Linked DNA regions of Homo sapiens: all the other regions are linked to region 2. The links are chromatin contacts, found by Hi-C or POLR2A ChIA-PET in ENCODE. All regions are on one chromosome and are shown on one strand. The core of a region is the stretch at or near the end of the contact, and the rest is flanking DNA. Distances in the headings are between cores, read along the strand shown.

The links. Hi-C counts contacts between places; a loop is a spot of excess contacts on that map. ChIA-PET counts read pairs that join two places held with the same protein, here RNA polymerase II (POLR2A). Pooled maps may share reads with other maps.
Region 1: a map of MCF 10A shows a loop between it and region 2 (14-fold over the local background). The contact joins two enhancer-like sites. A Hi-C loop is called at or near these places in 71 of 168 maps with a recorded cell type or tissue (A673, Caco-2, Calu3 and 41 more), 27 of 37 single-sample maps with no recorded cell type and 46 of 50 pooled maps. POLR2A ChIA-PET finds 5 or more read pairs at or near these places in 2 of 52 experiments (MCF 10A and activated CD8-positive, alpha-beta memory T cell).
Region 3: a loop to region 2 is called in a map of PC-9, with 5 times the contacts of the local background. The contact joins two enhancer-like sites. A Hi-C loop is called at or near these places in 40 of 168 maps with a recorded cell type or tissue (A673, CD14-positive monocyte, Caco-2 and 22 more), 2 of 37 single-sample maps with no recorded cell type and 32 of 50 pooled maps. POLR2A ChIA-PET finds 5 or more read pairs at or near these places in 2 of 52 experiments (MCF 10A and activated CD4-positive, alpha-beta T cell).

What each region holds. Positions count from the first base shown.
Region 1 is chr5:90,930,598-90,933,447 of GRCh38, forward strand. All of the region lies in intron 83 of ADGRV1 (adhesion G protein-coupled receptor V1), which reads left to right. Among named protein-coding and RNA genes, the nearest start is that of ADGRV1, 370 kb to the left of the region's middle. Within about 2 kb of position 1,539, at least 5 of the 41 ENCODE cell types and tissues checked have a DNase peak (open chromatin) inside an H3K27ac peak, as active enhancers do.
Region 2 is chr5:91,100,677-91,103,376 of GRCh38, forward strand. It overlaps ADGRV1 (adhesion G protein-coupled receptor V1), which reads left to right. Exons shown (of 90, transcript NM_032119.4): 87 at 1,543-1,664. Among named protein-coding and RNA genes, the nearest start is that of LUCAT1, 210 kb to the right of the region's middle. Within about 2 kb of position 1,300, at least 3 of the 41 ENCODE cell types and tissues checked have a DNase peak (open chromatin) inside an H3K27ac peak, as active enhancers do.
Region 3 is chr5:91,295,505-91,298,286 of GRCh38, forward strand. No RefSeq gene overlaps it. Among named protein-coding and RNA genes, the nearest start is that of LUCAT1, 18 kb to the right of the region's middle. Within about 2 kb of position 1,312, at least 12 of the 41 ENCODE cell types and tissues checked have a DNase peak (open chromatin) inside an H3K27ac peak, as active enhancers do.

The DNA.
Region 1 (2,850 bases), core at 289-2,788, 170 kb before region 2:
GTTAGCCAAAATTTTAATTTTTAAATACTAGAGAGTTATTTCTAAATTTACGTGAGTCCAAATTTTCAAGCAGAAACTATAATCCTCCTTTGCTTACCTGATAATTTTTACTGCCCTAATCAACTTGGTCTTGCACTACTGTAAATAACTTACATGAGGAAATATTGTGGTTTCATGTTCGGTAACAATAATTTTACCTAGGTTTTAATGAAATATCTCTCACAATATGAGAGCCTGCATAATATAGAATATCCAATTCATTAAACACTTGCAGAGGGTCCCCTCTGGGCCATCTGGGATTACTACTGCCTAACTTTGAAGGAGAAACCTAACCAGAATATTTTAGTATGTTGCATCAGTGATAAGAAAACTTCTGAACTTGTGCCATGAGACCTCAGAGAAGGGGCCACTTTGTTCATCCCAAGGTGACTCGGAATAGATGACACCAAAGCTGAAAGATTTGTAGATTTTTTTATAGGTGAAGAGAGAGAGGAGGGAGAAGGAGGTACTTGCTGGAAGTGTGTCCTGGCAAAGCAAGCAGCACTGGTAAAAGCAGGCAGATCCGACAGAATGTCGTGTATGGATGGAGAAAGAGAATGAAACAGCAGTTTAAGATGACTGGTGGGTAATGCAAATTTGAGAAGTCATGGGGGATGAGGCTGGACTGGTAAACAAGAGCTAAGTCATCAAGGGCCAGATATCAAACAAGTTTATACAGTGAAGATTTAGGGCAAAGGGGTGATGTGGAAGGGATGAGTTTTCCAAAAAGTTAGTCACTTATCCAAGAATGTATCCAGCTCACTTAATGAAGCTAGCTCACTTATGGAGCTAGATACATTCAAATAGTTTCTATAAATCAAATTCCTTTTCTTAGTTCAGTTCTCCTAGTGATGCCCAAATTGACAAATTTCACTAGGTAAAATGTTTGCTTTTCTTGAAGTAATATAATTCTACCTGGAAGTCAGCATATTTTTAAAAATCACAAATTGTAAGAAAAAAATCATTTTGCTTATGTGCCAAATTTTATATGTGATTATGTTGAAGTATGGAAAACAGCATAATTCAACAAACATTTTATTAAAATTGACAACACAATTTCTTAAAAGAAATATTTTAATAATGGTTAATTCCTACTTGTTAGTCTATAATTACGCATGTTTCCTAATTGATGAAAAGAAATGAAATCACTCTTTCTGGACAGGCATATACTTGAAAATCCTTTACCGTATATTGGCTTAGAGAAAAATTGATGTTCCTTGCTGCTTAAATAAATTTAAGCCCCTAAAATCTGAAAACTTAATTGAATATTTAGTGGACATAAAATGAATGGTCCATAAGAGCAGAGGCACAAAGTTGAAACAGCAAAGATAAGCATGAGGGACTCTAGCTTTAGATTTTTACTTTACTCACTTTGTTTTATTTTCCTTCTCCACATAAATTGTTATAAATTTTCCACTTGCTAGAAGGGATTTCTCAAGCATTGCAGGGCAGCTTAGTTTATTTTCTTCGTGGGTAAATCTGTATGTAATCATTTTAGCAGGTGAGAGAATTCAAGGAAGTGGTAACTTGCCAGGAAATGAGTTCTCAGGGCTGTGAATGTTTTTTCATTAGTGGTATGATTTCCCAAATATCCCATTTCATTTTCGTGTAAAAGGTACTTTTCCATCTCATCACGTCTACATTGAGTTAGTTTGCCCACTAGGAGGCACTCTTTCCAAGCTCTGTTTCCCAGGGTGTCCCGCTGACTTTCCCCAATAAAAACCTGTGGGTATTTACTCATCTTTTGTGTTTTTGTTACTAAGCTAAGTTTTGTACCTTGCTTCTGTTTGCTAGTGGAAATGGCCTTTTTTGTTGTTGTTTAAAACAAACCAACAAAAACAACTTCCAAATGTTTTGGTTGGTACTTGTTTTTCAAGGTACTAGTTTGTGGAGAGATGCTTAACTTACTAGAAAAACACAATGTGTTTGATATCAAGTGTTCACTAAAAGTTCTACTATTACCTTTAAAATAGTAATATTCTCCCTGATATTTATTTTCAAATGTAAAAACATATAGATCTCTAAGTATAGCTCAGTTGTGAACAATTGAAAACATTAAGTCACCATAGAATGCATCGCTGCAAAAGACAAACAGTGATTTGTGTCAGAAAAAGCTTTCAGATTAAAAAAAATCAGAGAATATAGGCTTGTCGTGAGTTGTGTGTGTGTGTGTGTATACATACACATAGTATACACACATACATATATGTATACATGTAAAAACACACAGCAACAAGACTGTATAAAAAGGACACTTGCTCAGTGGCATGTGAAAGTCACTCTCATCACACATTGTGCTGGTCACATATTGATATGCAGGCCCCACGTATATAATTATACGTATAAAATTAGAGTTATTAGTGATCCCGGAATAATCACTCTCTGAAGACTTTTAATGAACTTCAAATTGAAAGTGGTTGGTTTACTTAAAAAGCATGATTTCTCAAATTTTTTAATCTCAGAGCTTGAGACCTGGTCCCATCAATTCATTCACTTATTGAGTGTCTGCTCTGTGTCGGGCCTTGTTCTATATTTTGTTTACGGCAATGAACATACAAACAAAATTTACTCATGGTGTTTATGTTTGGTGGTAGTGGTGGCAAGGCAGGGGTGCACACCAGAGTAGGATTAATTGCAATGACAAAGGGTAATGTTGTAAAAGGATTAAGAGTGTTAGAAGCAGAACTATTTTATATAGGGATGCCAAGGAAAATGTATCTGAGAAGATACTATTTGAGCAGAGATCTGAGGGAAATGAGGAAGAAAGCTATGCATGTAGCTGGGGGATACATTCCAGATAAAAGGGCAAAG
Region 2 (2,700 bases), core at 50-2,549:
ATTACACAGGGGAAAATGCTAACTTTACAGTGAAGAATTTGTGCAGCCATCATCTTAATCAAGTGACCAAAATGAACATCTTCAGTAACGGGAAAAATTGAGTTCTTGCGTCACCTTATAGAATGCTGTAAGATGAACTCAGCATCCCTTCTGTGATTTCTAACGGCTTATAATCTAAATCTAATCACGAGAAAAATCAAATAAACTCAAATTTAAGGACACTGCAAGAAAAACTGGCTGGTAATCATCAAAAGTGTCAGGGTTACAAAAGTCAAGGACACACAGAAGACCCATTTGGGATTAAGAATCTACGAAGACGTGTCAACTATACACGACTGGATCTCTGGATCTCTCTGCTAAAAAGGAAATTACTGGTATAATAAAATGGAATCTGAGAATGATAGTACTATATCAGTGTTAATTTCCTAATTTGATGGCATCATGTTTATGTAGGAAAATGTCTTTGTAGAAAATACACATTATTCAGAGGGTAATGGGGGATCAGATTCACAATTTTCAATTAATTCAGGGAAAAAAAAACTTTCTCATTGTACTCTACTTGCACGTCTTCTGTATGTTTGAGATTGTTTCCAAGTAAAATTAAATTTGAAAATTGCTAAAGTTGTAAGCAACTGTTTAAATTTCCATAGTGGACGAGGATTTTAGGTGTTAATTGATGATAGTGGGTAAAGAAGGGCTTTGAGGTCTGTCATGAAAGTTGTCAGTGGTGTGGTCTACCCTGATGTCTTTCAACAGCTTGAAAATGTGTTTATTTGTGGCTGCAAAGATCCGATTCACTTTCTAAATCTTATATAACTTGTCACTTAAATATTAAGATCGCCTCTATATGGTTATTATTCTAAAACTCAGATAGCAAAGAAAACTCAAAATAGACAAGTGGAAAGGGTAATAAAGTCCCTTGGCCCTGAGAAAATCTATTCTGAAAACGTCTGAAACAAACTGCATTAGAACATGTGTAGAATAAGTTTAGTTGATCATTATGAATCAGTCACTTCATCTTTGCTCTTAAACTTACCAATAAATTTTGGTGTCTTCTCAGTCAGAAAAAAGATGTGAGTACAGGTTTTTCCAACACACACACACGTGCGCATGCACACACACACACACGCACACACGCACGATGTTATATAATTTCTGTTCTTAAGTGCCTGGTTGGAATATGCTAATTTCGGGAGCACACTACTGCCTGCCATTTTCTGGTGGAACAGTCTTTTAAGGAGATTTCTACAAATCCATTGTTGCTTTGTGGTACTTACTGAACAGTCCAGCAGGTGGTAGTCTAGGAGAGGAACAGTTCTCATCCTCCCCCAGCCATCCCTGGGCCTACCAGCAGCCCCATTTGCAAAACAGAATGTGGACTCAGCAATGTGCCTTCTCCCCTCTGGCATAAGAATGGGATTTCCAAGGTTGTTCTCTCAAAATGGGCACTAGAATACCACAGAAAGAAGCCAAAAATAACTGTGTATACATGTGACTGTGCAGTATTCTGAAGCTCAAAAATTCTTTTTTTTTTATTTCTAGAAATTCCACTGATTTTATATCTCTTTGCTCTGATTTCCGTGACATGGCTTTGGGGAGGACTACACATGGCCTACAGACACTTCTGGATGTTGGTTCTCTTTGTCATTTTCAACAGTCTGCAGGTAAGCCTTACAATTTGGTTAGTGACAACATACATTTATCTTAATGAACACAAGGCATAGAATTTCAATATTAAAGAGTCAAGCATCCACACACAGGTGAATTTGTGTACATAATAACATCATATAGAGTTGTAAAATAAAATGATAGGAACCTAAATCCTTAACATTTGAAATATGACTGGGATTCTAACTTGCTCATTATACAATTAGGGAAGACAAAATATTTATTCTCCTTCATTTTGAACATCGAAGTAACTACACAAACATATTTCTTTTTCAGTAGGATTGATGTTTATCAACTTTGCAAATGGCAGTCATGTAAGATCAATGCACATATTTGGATTGTGGCTGGGTCTAGAAATTAGATCAATTGAGGAGTGAAATAGTGATGTTCAAGCAGTCCCCTCTTAAGTGTGATGCTTAGTGAAATGAGAGTGTTTGGTTCACTAAAACATGACTGACATCCCCTAAGTCCAGCAGTGCCCAGCTTAAATTAGTTTTATAAGCATGCTTGGATAACTAGAAATTATATAACTGCAGCAAAAATGAAAGCTGAGATTTTTAGTACTTTTGTTAAATGGAAAAATGTTGCACCCTGATATTAACAAATGGAACAAATGAACACATTTTCCTTGTTTTCCAAAGTGAAACGATCTGTCCTAGACTAAAAGAATTTCTTAAATTTATTAAATTATCTCTAAATAGTCCTTCTTTTGGCTACCATCTTGCAAGGATCATGTGTGGCAAACACACAGACATATACACACCTTCAGAATTGTAGCATACAATTGAAATGTGACTCCAGTCATTTTTTAGGTTTGCACCTGAGCAGACAAACTCTTCAGTTAGATCATAGCTTACATGATGGTGCCTAATCAAGGACATTATCAACTTAGGAAGGGGAAAATACAAAACAATTAAAAGTTTAGAACCAAGTTGCTACAAGTTTCTATATAGACAACTGTCTGTGGTTATAGTTACAGGTGAGCACTTACTATTGCCAGGTGGTAAAGAAGACAGTCCGGCCTCTCTGGGA
Region 3 (2,782 bases), core at 62-2,561, 190 kb after region 2:
TTTGAAATAGGCACCAGTCTCATGAAATGGAGACCCAAATCTGTGAGATCTGACACTATCTCCAAGTAGACAGTGTCCTAATTGAATTAGAAGACACCCAGTTGGTATGTGCTGGAAAATTACTTGGTGTGTGGCAAAAATCCTACATGTCTAGTCAAATAAGTATTCTTTTTTTTTTATTATTTATTTTGAGATGGAGTCTAGCTCTGTTGCCCAGGCTGGAGTGCAGTGGTGTAATCTCAGCTCCCTGCAACCTCCGCCTCCTGGGTTCAAGCAATTTTCCCACCTCAGCCTCCCAAGTAGCTGAGATTCCAGGCACTCACCAACATACCTGGCTAATTTTCATATTTTTAGTAGAGACAGGTTTTCACCATGTTGGCGAGGCTGGTCTCAAACTCCTGACCTCAGGTGATCCGCCTGTCTCGGCCTCCCAAAGTACTGGGATTACAGGCGTGAGCCACTGCACCTCGCTTAAGTGTTCTGTGTTGAGTGTGAGAGTAGAGAGAAAAAAAATGCTTTTCTTTTCCATTTACATCTATCATTGTAGTTTTCTAAAAACTTATTTGTATTAAAGAGAATATCAAATGCCTGCATTATAAGGGGATAGGTTATGTCAGAAGGGGAGATTGGGATGTGTTTGCCTCTTTCTGATGCAGTGTGGGAACCACTGCTCTGAAAGTATTTGGTTATGCAAAAGAAGCAAAGGGAGAGGCTGGGCACAGTGGCTCATGCCTGTAATCCCAGCACTTGCGGAGGCCGAGGTGGGTGGATCACTTGAGGTCAGGAGGTGGAGACCAGCCTGGCCAACATGGTGAAAACCTGTCTCTACTAAAAATACAAAAATTAGCGGGGCCTGGTGGCGCGTGCCTGTAATCCCAGCTACTCCGGAGGCTGAGGCAGGAGAATCACTTGAACTCGGGAGGTGGAGATTGCACTGAGCCGAGATTGCACCATTGCATTCCAGCCTGGGCGACAGAGCAAGACTCCATTTCAAAAACAAAAAGAAAAGAAAAGAAAAAAGAAGCAAAGAGAGAAACATGAGCTCTTTACTCTTAAGAAATATGAAACAAAAGCGTTCATTTCCAGGTACAGTGGAGACGGGGGCTAATTTCTGCAGGCCACAGCCTGACTTTCATCTAATATGTGCCTCCCAAAGCTGAGATAATAGACCCAGCATGTAAATCACATCTCAATTCTGTCTCAATAGTGTCTCTGCCCAGTCACCCAGAAATCCACTATACTAATGAAGTGAAGGATGTGTGGCAAGCCCAGCTCTGCGGTTGGGACACAGCCCTGGCACAGCTCCTGCTGACATGTGCCACTCCTGGAATGCTGGGCCACTCCACCCTCAAGCTAACTTCTGGCTGAACTGGGGGTAACCTGGCTTCAGCAGAGGAGAAGCGTCAGTCCTGGTTTTCACACTTGAACTTTTGGTTCAAGAGCAAAAGCCAAAAAATGCAACCTATCCCAAGTAACAGCCAGGATGTTGATGCTGCCAGGCAATTCCTGGCTCACTGGACCACCACCTCCTACTTTCTGGACCAAGAGGATACACCAGAGACCAAACTCCTGTGATTCAGACCTTGGTGACAAATCATTGATCCAGCCAGCTTTTTTCCTTTGCTTAAGTTACTACCTAGTAATGAGCTGTGCACTTTGCAAAGAGTATTAATACTTTTAGACTAGCAAGATGTAGAAGAAATATTGCAGTATTTATGAAAAATGATGGCCTTGGAGACTAGAAGAACTTTAGAGGAGGTGGGATTTTATTTTTAGTACCATATCTGCTCTAATAAGTTTAACACTTCATATAATAAGATTCATCATATTGTCATCTATTGTCATCAAAATTCTAGTGTGATGTTCTTTTTCTATACAGAAGTGTTAAGTGCATAGGATTAAAAATGCTGTGATAGGCTGTAACCCGAAAGGGGTATGATTCAGACCCCAAGAGAGGGTTCTTGGATCTCACACAAAAAGAATTTGAGGCAAATCTATAAAGTGAAAGTCAGCTTATTAAGAAAGTAAAAGGCTGGGTGGGGTGACTCATGCCTGTAATCCCAGCAATTTGGGACTCTGAGGCGGGTGGATTACCTGATGTCAGGAGTTCGAGACCGGCCTGGCCAACACAGCGAAACCCCATCTCTACTAAAAATAAAAAAAATTAGGTGGGCGTGGTGGTGCATGCCTGTAATCCCAGCTACTCGGGAGGCTGAGGCAGGAGAATTGCCTGAACCTAGGAGGCGGAGGTTGCGGTGAGCTAAGATTGTGCCACTGCACTCCAGCCTGGGTGACAGAGTGCGACTGCATCTCAAAAAAAAAAAAAGTAAAGGAATAAAAGAATGGCTACTCCATAGAGCAGCCCTGATGGCTGCTGGTTGCCCATTTTTATGGTTATTTCTTGATGATATGCTAAACAAGGGGTGGATTATTCATGCCTCCCCTTTTTACACCACATAGGGTAACTTCCTGATGTTGCCATGGTATTCGTAAACTGTCATGGCTCTGGTGGGAGTGTAGCAGTGAGGATGAGCAGAGGTCACTCTCATCACCACCTTGATGTTGGTGGGATTTAGCTGGCTTCTTTACTGCAAGCTGTTTTATCAGCAAGGTCTTTATGACCTGTATCTTGAGCCAAACTCCTATCTCATGCTGTGACTTAGAATGCCTAACCATCTGGGAATGCAGCCCAGTAGGTTTAGCCTCATTTTACGCAGCTCCTATTCAAGATGGAGTTGCTTTGGTTCAAACTCCTCTGACAAGGCCATAGCTGTATACAAGA